Linked DNA regions of Homo sapiens: region 1 is linked to region 2. A link is a contact called in ENCODE Hi-C or POLR2A ChIA-PET data. All regions are on one chromosome and are shown on one strand. The core of a region is the stretch at or near the end of the contact, and the rest is flanking DNA. Distances in the headings are between cores, read along the strand shown.

Region 1 (5,644 bases), core at 1,886-4,385, 34 kb after region 2:
ATGAGGATGCATTTCCCAATTTGTTTATTCTCCCCCTCAAAGAGTGCTGGATCTAAGTTGTGCCCAATTAAGGTCTGTGCTTACAAGTACATGCCTGTAGCGTCAATGTTATTTGAAAATTCTTTATGTAAACTTATTCAGCATTTATCCAAACATAATATTAATCTTTAAGGCTTTTAGATTTAGCCCTATAAAGTACTATTATCATTGTATGTTTACCCATCTTCAGTTTCCCATAACAAAATATTCAAATTTGTCTGTAAATATGTAGAGGGTAGAAAAGGTGAATTCTTCTTGTAGAAAGAGCATTAACCGGAGCATTGCACTTCTTGTTGGGAATTAGTGCAGCAATTTTTCTGTAGATAAAAGAACCTCTTATCTTATGAAGAGCTGCATTAATTACAGCCTGAAATTCTGTTTCACGCATCCTCTTTCAGAGCCAAGGAGAGAGCAGAGAAAATGTGTGCTGTTGGAAATTTGTACTTCCATTTTCTTTTTCTTCTTGGAAAATAGCTTTTCTGAAAGGTAAATAGTACACAAATGCCATGAGTTTAGGTGGAACACAGTGCCAAAGCAATACTAATTGTTCCAACAACAGCAGCAGCTATAACTTTAAAACCAAAAAACAAATTCCAGTGTTATGAGTAACTTTGCTGATCATAATAAAAGAAGATGAAATTTAATGTCAATAGCAGTGTGAGTGTAGGAGGTAATTCTATTTCATTTTCTTTTCAAACAAAACAGAAATAGAACATGGTTATACAAGCGAATAAAAAAACCCAGGTAGTAAATGGTAGAGAGATATCTTCAATCTATATTGAAGCCAAAAGCTTTGGTTTTAGAGCTATAAAAAGCAGTTTTCACTTTCTAGAATCTATATTAAGAGCTATAGTTCTTATTTGTTCCCATTATCTTTATTGGGTGTTGGTGTCCAACAAAATAAATGGATATATAGGAGGAAAGTGAGAATAATCTATTGAGAAGACATTCACTATGACAGAAATACTATTGTACATGCAAAATTTACCAACACTTACTTCCTGTTTTCTTCGCACCTCTTCATGAACTTTGTTCTCTTTCTTATTCACCATAACCTTGCCCAAGCTTTGTTCAATGATTGCTTTCAAAGTTTGCATGCATGCAAGCCTGCTATATAGTGGTACTGCCTATCTCCTCAGGGTTGGGGAAAAGATTCTTTCCTTATTTATTTATGTGCCTATAAAGAAAGTCAGGATATTTTTTTTTTTTTTGAGACAGAGTCTTGCCCTGTCCCCCAGGCTGGTGCGATCTCGGCTCACTGCAACCTCTGCCTCCTGGGTTCAAGCGATTCTCCTGCCTCAGCCTCCCGAGAAGCTGGGACTACAGGCATGCGCCACCATGGCCAGCTAATTTTTGTATTTTTGATAGAGACAGGGTTTCACAATGTTGGCCAGGATGGTCTCGATATCTTGACCTCGTGATCTACCCGCCTCGGCCTCCCAAAGTTCTGGGATTACAGGTGTGAGCCACCGGCCAGGATATTCTTATACATTGTTTCTATAGATCACATTCTCCAGACCACATCAAGGAAAAGCATCGGGTCAAGTGGAATACCTAGAAGATGTTAAGGAATTAAAAATAGTTGCAGGCAAGCCTAATTCTACCAGGGAATTAACAATTACTATTCTGTAAAAATTCTGAGATAATTAAGCATGTTGAATTTGTTAAAATAACTGAAACCAATATGGAATTGAGTTTCTTCAAAGTAAAGCCAATTGTCCTTTGATGCTCAGAATGAGTTCACATTTACAAATGGTGTTGCCTGGTATAGTAGAAAGAACCCAACAAACCTAGGTTTGAATTTCCTATCTGTCACTGATTGGCTGGTGACCTTGGCCCAGTACCCTCCCGAGATTCAGTACTTCTCCACAATGGGAAAAATGATACTTACCTTGCAGGGCTATCAATAAGGATACAGCTGTTGTATAAAGTGTCTAGAAGAGGGCCTTTCACAGGCTCAAAAATAAGTTGCTTTTGTTGTTGTTGTCACTAATCACCTTGGCACACTACTTTTCCATCAAATGCCTCTAATACTATGATGAATAGGAAGACCCTTTTGAACTACAAATAACACATAAAATAATAAAAATGCCTTAAATTCAGAGACCACTTTTGATTCAAAGTACTCAAAACACTTTTCTGTTTCTTGTCTGGTGAGCTCTGTTAAGGGAAAGGAATAATATTTCAGAGAACATGAGAACGTACCCATGCAGGTACAGGAATTTGACAGGACATCACTGTCTGGCAACAGTTGGCTGTGCCACTTTCACCAGCCAGTTCAGGCTGAGTGAAGGCACAAAACAAAATGGCACTATGAGGAAAGTGGACAAAAGGAAACAGGGGGCAAACCCTTCACGATTTAGGCCACCAGAGATGTCTCAAATAATCTTGTCCAGGCTGGGCACGGTGGCTAACACCTGTAATCCCAGCACTTTGGGAGGCTGAGGCAGATGGATCACCTGAGGTCAGGAGTTTGAGACCAGCCTGGCCAACGTGGTGAAACCCCATCTCTACTAAAAATACAAAAATTAGCTCGGTGTGGTGGCGGGCACCTGTAATCCCGGCTACTCAGGAGGCTGAGGCAGGAGAATCGCTTGAACCCGGGAGGCAGAGGTTGTAGTGAGTTGAGATCACACCACTGCACTCCAGTCTGGGCAACAAGAGCGAAACTCCGTCTCAAAAATAAAATAATAAAATAAAATAAAATCTTGTCCGGTATACCAAAGGCAAATCAATTCACATCACCTAAAAAATTACTTACAGAAATTTGGAAAAATGAGCAATTTAGACAAAAGCAAAGAATTGAGGCAAAGATCTGGGCTCCTCTGACAAAAATCATTTTAAAAAATTTTGTCCAGAATTAGCCCAGTCATTGCTTCCATTCTCAGCTTTTCACAAGCTGTAGAAATAGAGCCAAACTTAGTTCCTTCAGGTTTCTTGTTGGCTGCAAAATGATATGAGGCCTTTCATCTCCTCCCTGATGTTGCAATCCTTTCTCTTTGCGACTGCCTCATCCACCACCTGCCTCACGCCAACACTTTGCCTACTATTTTCTCCTCTGTCCCTCCTTCCCGTGTGGCCATTTGGCCCGCTGGCCGGGCAGCAGGCGGGCTGTCACGTGACCGAATCCCAGCGGCTTTGCAGCACCCACGTCCGAGTTTTCCATGACGCACCTGCTGCCGTCACGTTGGCTCCCATGTAAATAAATGGTCAAATCTTTTCCAAAAGTGGTTTTGACAAAGAACGGCTTAAACCGCCAAAGATGTTGACAAATGGGCTGTTATCTAGGAGAGTGAGTAAAGCAACCCATTTGAACGACAAGAACAGATAAGGCCCAACTCTTTGTCTCCTTTCCTCTTTTACATTGATATTCCCGGGGAGACAAAGGGGAAGAAGAAAAGGAAAGAAAGGCAGATCTTTAGCACTGGCTGTCCCAGAGTTGATTAGGATGCTGATCTGTGTGGCAGGCTTCTAGGTTCTCACCCAACTTCTTGGCTGCTATTCAAAGGATTTAACAGTGCTCTTTGTAAATAGTGGTGTACAAAGCCCAACTAAAAATAGTACATTTCCAGGGTCTGAATCGGGTGAGTGGAATGAGTGGCAATGGCTGTATTGTACAAGACAGATTACAAGCAAGTTACTTGATGGTACTTTATATGCAGGGTTATTCACATGCTTCATCTGGTTTGGTTAAATAATGCAAACACATTTACCAACGTACATGATCGTTTTGTTTATTTATGCTCTGGAGAGCTTGTGTGTGTTTATGACAGACAAATGTACATGTTCTATTTTCTGACAATCAAACAAAGCTCTCCCTGATGAGGTAAATAGCTGAGTTAAATAGTGGAGTGAGGGCTCCTGAGAATCGCTGATGTGACACCATGGTGGTTGTTAATGACAGGTTTCCTGCTGCGCTTGCTGCCCTGAAGGATTTTTGCTGAAGGTGGGAATCAACAAGAGGCTCTGACAACTAGTGAGACTGCTAGTTCTGGCTGAAATCTCTCTGTGAACCATGAGTGTGAAAGCTTCTTCCTCACTAGGAGTTTTTCAGGATGAGAGCAACTGCATGTGTGCTTCCTTCCCCTCACCCCTGAGGCTGAGCTGTGTTGGGTGGGGAGGTGAGGTTCTCATCCTTAGGCCAGAACAGATGTTGCCTGTGCAGGCTGTGGAAACAAGGAGTCACCAGGACCTCTCAAATAAGATTCAGACTCAGGGAGAAGCCTAAAGAAATGAAGTAAGACCATTATTTTCCCAGACGAAGATACTAGGAAAGTGTTTTGCAGTCTTTTGAAAGCCAAAGCTACCCCCTCCTAATGTTTTCAACCGTAAGCAGTGGTTATTCCTGTATATTTTGAGGTGAGAGATTGTCTCATACCAAAATATAATATATTTTCTATGTAAGTAATTGTCTCTCAGGCAGTTTGGAGACTCTCTTATTTAATACAGTGTGGAAACCCTTGGGTGAAGCCCTTGGTCATTCTGGCAGGTCGATTTCCTCTTCGAAGATGGGGACTGAGAACAGGGACCGCTCTGGAAGGAGCTGGGCCAGGAAAAACATTATAGAGGATTCAAGAAACCCAGCCTGTGAATTTGGCAAACATTTATCCTACCCAAATTTCATGGGTTTAAATGGATGCATCTTGGGTGAATTGGGTCTGACAGCCTAGACTCTGTACACGTTGGCACTTGTCACTCTTCTGCATATGCTGCATGACTTTGGGAAAGTCACAGAAACTCTTTGACCCCCCAGTTTCCTCATCTGTAAAACAGGGAGAATAATGCCTACCTCATTAAGCAGATTGTTGTGAGGACTCAATTAGGCAATGTAAGTAAGGCGCTTGTCACATGGTCAAATAGATCCATTATAATGACAATGAGAGGCTATTAGACAGCATTCCTGGGCATAGCCTCTCACCTGCTTAATGACATCCTAGTGTCTCTCAAAATTGGTATCATCTCACATGTTGAACACTATGCAAATGTCTGATTCCTTTTGAGTATTGCCACCATCATCATTCTTATTATCTCTGAATGTTGAAGAATGAACACTCCAAAAAGCATTTAATGACAATTCCCATGACCTGTCATTCCCTTCTTTATCAACAAGGATGTCATAATTAGGGTTAATTTCTCTTTGAAGCTGTCTCAGAAGATAACATAAGCCATTATTTTGACCATTCTGGAATTTCCTGGCTTTTATTTCTTATGCTAAGGAATTAGAATTTTTCTTCACTAAGGTAGATTTTTGCTTACATCCCTAAAGAGCCAGGAGAGGAACAAATTTCACCTCTTGTTTGAAACTGAATTTTCGAGCCAATGAAAGACTATAACTGAATAGGCTTCTCTTTGGACACATCCTCAGGCATGAGTAAAATGAGTTCTGAAAGACCTGATGTAGTTTGGATATGTGAAGAGCCAAATGGCTTTTTCAAAGCCATGGTCATGGCACAAAACCCCACCATGTTTGTAAAGACAGCAAGGGCATGTGAGAGACGAGGTAGCCCTATGAATGGAAAAATCAAACCACGCAACACAAATGTAGATGGTAACCCTGCTTGAATCATTTGCAAGATTTGCTTTCAGTACCTGTGCTACAGCATTC
Region 2 (5,891 bases), core at 3,120-5,619:
CCCACTGCCTGTGCAGTGTAAATTGGTTTCTAAACAATCTTGCCCACAGTCTCCATTAATATTGTACTGGAGAGCAAGGCAGGATACAATATTCAAAGTAGCAGGAGTTACTTTTTAGGATGATTGAATATGATGAAGGAGCCAAGGACAAAGGGTAATTTATTCTAAAGAAAGTCAACACCTTTGCTTTGCACTAGCTCTTGCAGTTAAAAAATAGGGCTGGTAATTGGACTTGCTTTATGAAAATCTCATTAGCATTAGCATATAACTAAAATGCACAGCTCCATAGTTAATTGCAATCCTGCACTGCGGTTAACAACTACAGTGATGACATTTGCATATTGCACATAAAATTAAAAATGCATGTCAGATAGGTGCTCTTTCAGGAAAAAAAAATCCTTGAATAACATTGCATTCACTACAATAATTGGAAAGATTTTGAATTTGAATGGAAATTATATGTATAGTATGAGCTTTAGAAAGACAGAGGAGCCTGATCAAAGAGGAGGGGAAACTAAATCTGAAACACTGCATAGTCAAAACTCTAGCAGCTGGGATCTTCTTCAAGGGCAGGGACATGTAATACTGAACTGTGCGTGCTTTGTGTAAATGTAACCCTTTCATCCAAAAGTCTCATTTCACTGCACAGGCGTCAGTCTCATGTTGGTGCTCTTCCTCTAGACTGTAAGCTCCTTGAGATCATGGACTTGATCTTTTTAAACCTTTGTATCCCACAATGCTCACTATGTAACAGACGTTCAATTATTTGTAGACGTGAACCAACTCAAGCCCCCTGTAACTGAATCCGATAGACACAAGAGGCTGTGTGGTGAAGGGTTAAGAGTGGGATGTTTTCATGTCTCCCTGAACCCTGGCTCTACCACTTACCTTGATTCAGTTACTTTAACTTCCCTAAGCCTCGGTTTCCTTCTCTGGAAATGGTTTCTGCCTTATAAGCTTTTTGAAAAGATTCGGAAAGATAACACATGTGAAGCACTTAGCCCAGCACAGTGCCTGGCATATCGCAAGGGCTGTTAGTCCAGCTGTTACTGTTGCTTTGGGGTTAAGGATCGTGGGAAAGGGCATGTTGAAGTTGGGGTATAAATCAGTTCATATGTCAGTCCTAATGTCAGTCACTTACAAGACGAAACAATGTTACCATGAATAATATGACTTGTCACAAGGGCTGATCACTTTTGTTCTATTTCACCAAGAAAGAAAATGAGACACTGAAAAGAGAATGGAGGGGTGAGAGACAATAATACCCATCTTTAGACCGATAATACAAAGCCCCATTTCCAGGCTTTGGGGATGAGACTCCTCTAGGAAGATAATAATAAATTGTCTGTCTCTTGGAAGATAACAGGCTGGAAACCATGGTCAGGAAAGAAAGGCAGAGGTAACAAGGTGGGATTTTCTGCAGGAGACTGGGATATTTTATCCGTTCATTTGTTCACTCATCATTCAGCTTAATATTATTGTATCCATATCTATGCAATGCACTATGCCAGGAACCCTGAGAGACACAGATGACCATGAAAGTGAACCTGACCAGTACGTGATTAGAAATTCTGGACTCGAAATAAGGTAAAGGATCAGACCTAGAGATAAAGACTTGGGTGTCATCAGCATGGAGAAGGGCTGGAACTCTGGATGCAGGTGCGCTCCCTGCGGCTGTTCACTGGGGGACGCTCCCACTTATGAGATGGGAAAGGGAATTGGTGCTAATGAAGGAAGCACAGGAGAACTGCAGGAAGAACAAGGGCAGACAGGCCTGGGAAAGTGAAAGAGGGGAGAGTTTTAGCTTGTAGTGTGGTAGTTGCCAGTCAGCTCCCTGTATAATAACATCAATGAGGATCATTGGATTTAGTGATGAGGAAATCACTGGTGGTTCTTCTTCAAGAGGGAGATTATGATAAAGTGGTACAGAGAGGAACTTGACATCAAGGCGTGGGTGAAAAATGAGAGGGTAGGGAGGAAATGCAGGAAAATGTATGCTATGCTTTAGCAGTAAAAGAAAAAGTCTCAGCCAGTAGCCTGAAGGCATAACAGAGCTGGAAACGATGTGTATAGGATTGGAGAGACCTAGACTAGAAGGAGCCAGTGAGAAAATAGAGACGATGTAGGAGACAGCTGGAGACGACCGTACCCTCCGAACCAGCTGCACCTGAGGAGGAGTCTTGTAAGCTGTTCTGTGGGACCGAGGATAGGACCTTTGCCTTTGGGGGAGGTGCCCCCTTCCCCTGGCCCTGCAGCTCTGGTTCCTACCTGTATCCCAAAACGTACTGAATCAAAATGTTCAGTTTACTCATCTGTCTCCTCCTGTGAGGAGATGCACTCCTCACCTCCTTTGATGGTGCACTCCTAAGGGCGGGAATCATGCCTTCTTGATCTCGACACTCCAGTATTTAGTTCAGGGTCTGGCACAGTCAATAGGGATAGTGAAACCTAACTACATAGGCCCACATAACCATGTGTTACATTGGCTGGAGTTCCCAGTAATTATACAGCCCCTTACCAATCCTCCCACCTCTCTCCCCACCTCGCAGATACCTGATATTGAGGTGACAGCTGCAAGAAGTCTGGGTGTAGTTCATTTACCTCCCCACCCCCATAATTGGGGAGAACAGGCCAGAATGTGTGGGAGCCTCACCTCGTGAATTGTATGAGGCACTAACTGAAAATAAAGCCAAGAGGCTGCAATCCTTTTCCTTCACAGCTTTCCTTACAGAGTCTCTCCCTGTCTTTCTACTTCTCTCTCTACTCTTCTCATTCCAGCTCATCTGTTTTGTTTTGTTTTCCGACTCTCCACTTCCTGTGTCCTATTTCCACTTTTGGAAGCCTGTTTTTAGACACAAGCCTTTCATTTGCCTTTACTCAAAGGTTTTCTGAAGACTCACTATCTCTAAGAAAATAACCTTGAACCATAATCTCACAATTGAGGTTGAGCCAACGTTTGTCACCACTCCCCATCTTACATGGGTCCAGTTCATACAGGACCTCAATACATAAGAGCTTCTGTAAAACAGTCAATCCTGGGGCCCTCAGTGTGGAGTGATAGGCTTTCGAGGAAAGTGTCAGAAATCACCAGAAGTCAAAGCTGTGTACCCAATTGTCCTGATTTTCCTCAATAAGTCAATAGCTTGCAAAGCTTTCCAATGAGAAACAAAGAAACTTTCTTCCCCCCACCCCTCCCCACCCCTGCTCATGCTTAAAAAATAGTTATTTTTCTTTTTCTGGAAAATCTTACTAGTAATCTCTTTAGGTTGCATCCCCTACTATTCCATCTGAACACACTGGCTTTCCACATGTTGCAGGATTGGGACAGCCTGGCAGTGACCCAGGAACACAAAGGGGCAAGTAAAGTGGGGTGCAATTTCATTACTGACCACTCTTCTCTAGGGGCCACTGCACACTTACCCTCCTCTGTGCTGCAGTTTGCAGAGCCTGAGGTCCAAGCAAAAGAAGCATTGTCTCACAGCTGTAAAGCATGAATTGTGTTTGTGGATTGCATTGCCCTGCTTCTTGCTCGTGCTTGTTCTTGTTTTCCTGGCACAAGTGCCTTTGCTCCTAGAATGGCCGCTTATCTCGGCTGACTGCTATTTGCTAACAATGGGCTCACTGGGTTGTTTTGAAAAGTCACATGAAGTTTATAATTCTGTCTGATGCTACCTTGGACTTATGTGTGCTAAATAAGCCTCAAACACCAAAACTGCCTTAAAACCTAAACTAAGCTCAACGAATGACTTCTTCTCAGGTATGCAGGCACCGGAAGGAACCCATACACCCTGCCCAGCTAATTCTACACCTCTTGTCTGTGTTGCTCTTCCACAGTACTGCTAGTTAGACCTTGCACTCTTCTCCATCTTGAGGCATTTGGTTCCCTCTACTTGCCCAGTGGCGCTCAGAATTTCTTGTGGAGCAGCTCAGGTGGTGAGGGAGGGAGGCACGGACACTGCCCCCCATGTCTCTGCAGGACGGTGGGGAACTGAGGGGTCCCTGACCAGCTGCCTCTCACGGCTTGATGTGTCACCTGATGGCTTCTCCCCTGGCTCGCACTGTGGGCCCACACTGTTTGCCAATCTGCCTTTCTTCCTGCCGGTGCTTTTGCTGGGGGAGAACCACAACCATCTCCAGTGCTGTTTTACAGCCTCCCACCACTCCACAGAGCCTCTGAAGAGCATACCTGAAGCCTTGATTCTGTCCACCTGATTCCCCTGAAGCTCACCAAAAAGGGAGCTGCTTGTTTATCCTGCTGTCAGCCATTTCCCATCAACGTCTGGCCCAGCGAGCTGTGTTGGGGCCAGCACTGCTTTAGTACCAATAGTCTGGCCCTCTTCCAGGTACTCATTGCTAGCGAATTCATCTTGCTCTTGAATGCGAAGTATGAGTCAGAGGTAATGCTGATGAAACCTCCGGCAGGTCAGGACAACAAGGGCAGACCCAAGCCACGGGGGGTGAGGTGGGGGGAGAGTGGGCCAGAACTCTGCTCTGCAGAGCTGTGGTTTGTCCTGAAGTCTGGTGCTGTGTTAGTGCAAACAACATCAAATGCAATTCAATTACAACTGTGTACTCATCACTGGGCCGGGCTGTCAGAGGCACAGAAGTATACGTTAGTTTCTGTAGGAGTTATGGCCAGCAGCCCAGCTTCTTAACTGGATTTAGTTTGAAAATAAATGCCTCACTGGACAGTGACACTTCTCAACTCTTTCAGGGAAGAAAATTTTTGCTTCTGGTAGGCTGATGTGTGACTTTAATAATCTTATCATTAGTCCTGAGTCGGGGGCTTGTCATTCAAAGTTGTCTTTCATCTTTTGTGTATGTTGTTTTCAGACAGTGGCAGCTGAAGAATGACTGTATCAGGGACATTCAATGATGCCCATATTTTGAGAGGTTAAATTTCCTAGAAACCAGCTTCTAGTCTTTGTGTGTCCTGGCTTGTGCTCTTTAAAGAGACTGAAAAAAGCATGTTCTACAAAATCCTGTCTTGCTCCATGGTAATGAGGTCAGACAGACCTCCCCAGGAGCCTGACTGGAGCTACTATACAACTGTGGGGTGGCCTTGGAAACTTGGAGACATTTGGGGCGTGCTGAGTCACTGCTGCAGCTCAGGCCCAGGGCTCCTGTCACCACTTTGGGGAGCTGGTGGTACAATAGAGATATCACTGTGGTGGGGCCTGGAATGAGGGCCTGTCATGGGACAGGGCACTGTAAAGAGAACAGTAAGTAGTTTTTAGTTATTTCTTATTAGAAGGAATTTCCTAATGGAAAATGCTCCTCCATTAATAGGATTTTCTCTGTACAGAAATTTATTGCTTATGACTATTGGGGTCAATTCCCATTGGCATCTGAGAGCTGGAAAATGACAGCTGTCATCACAAGTTTTCTGAGAAAAAAGTATGTTTTTTTCCTATGTTGGTCAGAAGCCAACCAATTCATTGCCAACCAATAAAGGTACAGCCAAAGGGAAAAAGAATTATTAAGAGTTTTAATTGCCCCTGAAATTCCAGATAGAAAATTTTACATTCAGTTACACCTGATGTAGCAGAAAACTCCAAGGGACTATCTAAGTTCTTTGGCCAAACCAGATTTGGTTTATTTAACATTGTCTAGAATGGATCATTGGCTGGGACTTGTACATATGTTTGTTATATGGGGATTTTCTCAGTTAAACTCAGATGGAAACTAAGACGAAACATATATATATGTGTATTTATGTCTATTTATATTTATATGAGTCTGGTGTATTAATCATAGGGTACTAAATTATTTTCAAAGACACAAACTATGTGAGGGTGTATTTTAACTAGCATGTGAAATGCAAAAATATTTTCTGGGTATGCTGGCACTTTATACCAAAAGGATGCAAAATTTAGCGTAAGAAAATAGTA

What was found. Hi-C counts contacts between places; a loop is a spot of excess contacts on that map. ChIA-PET counts read pairs that join two places held with the same protein, here RNA polymerase II (POLR2A). Pooled maps may share reads with other maps.
Region 1: a loop to region 2 is called in a map of heart left ventricle, with 2.5 times the contacts of the local background. The contact joins two enhancer-like sites. A Hi-C loop is called at or near these places in 1 of 168 maps with a recorded cell type or tissue (heart left ventricle) and 5 of 50 pooled maps. POLR2A ChIA-PET finds 5 or more read pairs at or near these places in 4 of 52 experiments (MCF 10A, PC-3, PC-9 and 1 more).

What each region holds. Positions count from the first base shown.
Region 1 is chr4:128,632,201-128,637,844 of GRCh38, forward strand. No RefSeq gene overlaps it. Among named protein-coding and RNA genes, the nearest start is that of LINC03140, 64 kb to the left of the region's middle. Within about 2 kb of position 3,136, at least 10 of the 41 ENCODE cell types and tissues checked have a DNase peak (open chromatin) inside an H3K27ac peak, as active enhancers do; they include heart left ventricle, where a contact is called at or near this core.
Region 2 is chr4:128,597,127-128,603,017 of GRCh38, forward strand. No RefSeq gene overlaps it. Among named protein-coding and RNA genes, the nearest start is that of LINC03140, 30 kb to the left of the region's middle. Within about 2 kb of position 4,370, at least 24 of the 41 ENCODE cell types and tissues checked have a DNase peak (open chromatin) inside an H3K27ac peak, as active enhancers do; they include heart left ventricle, where a contact is called at or near this core.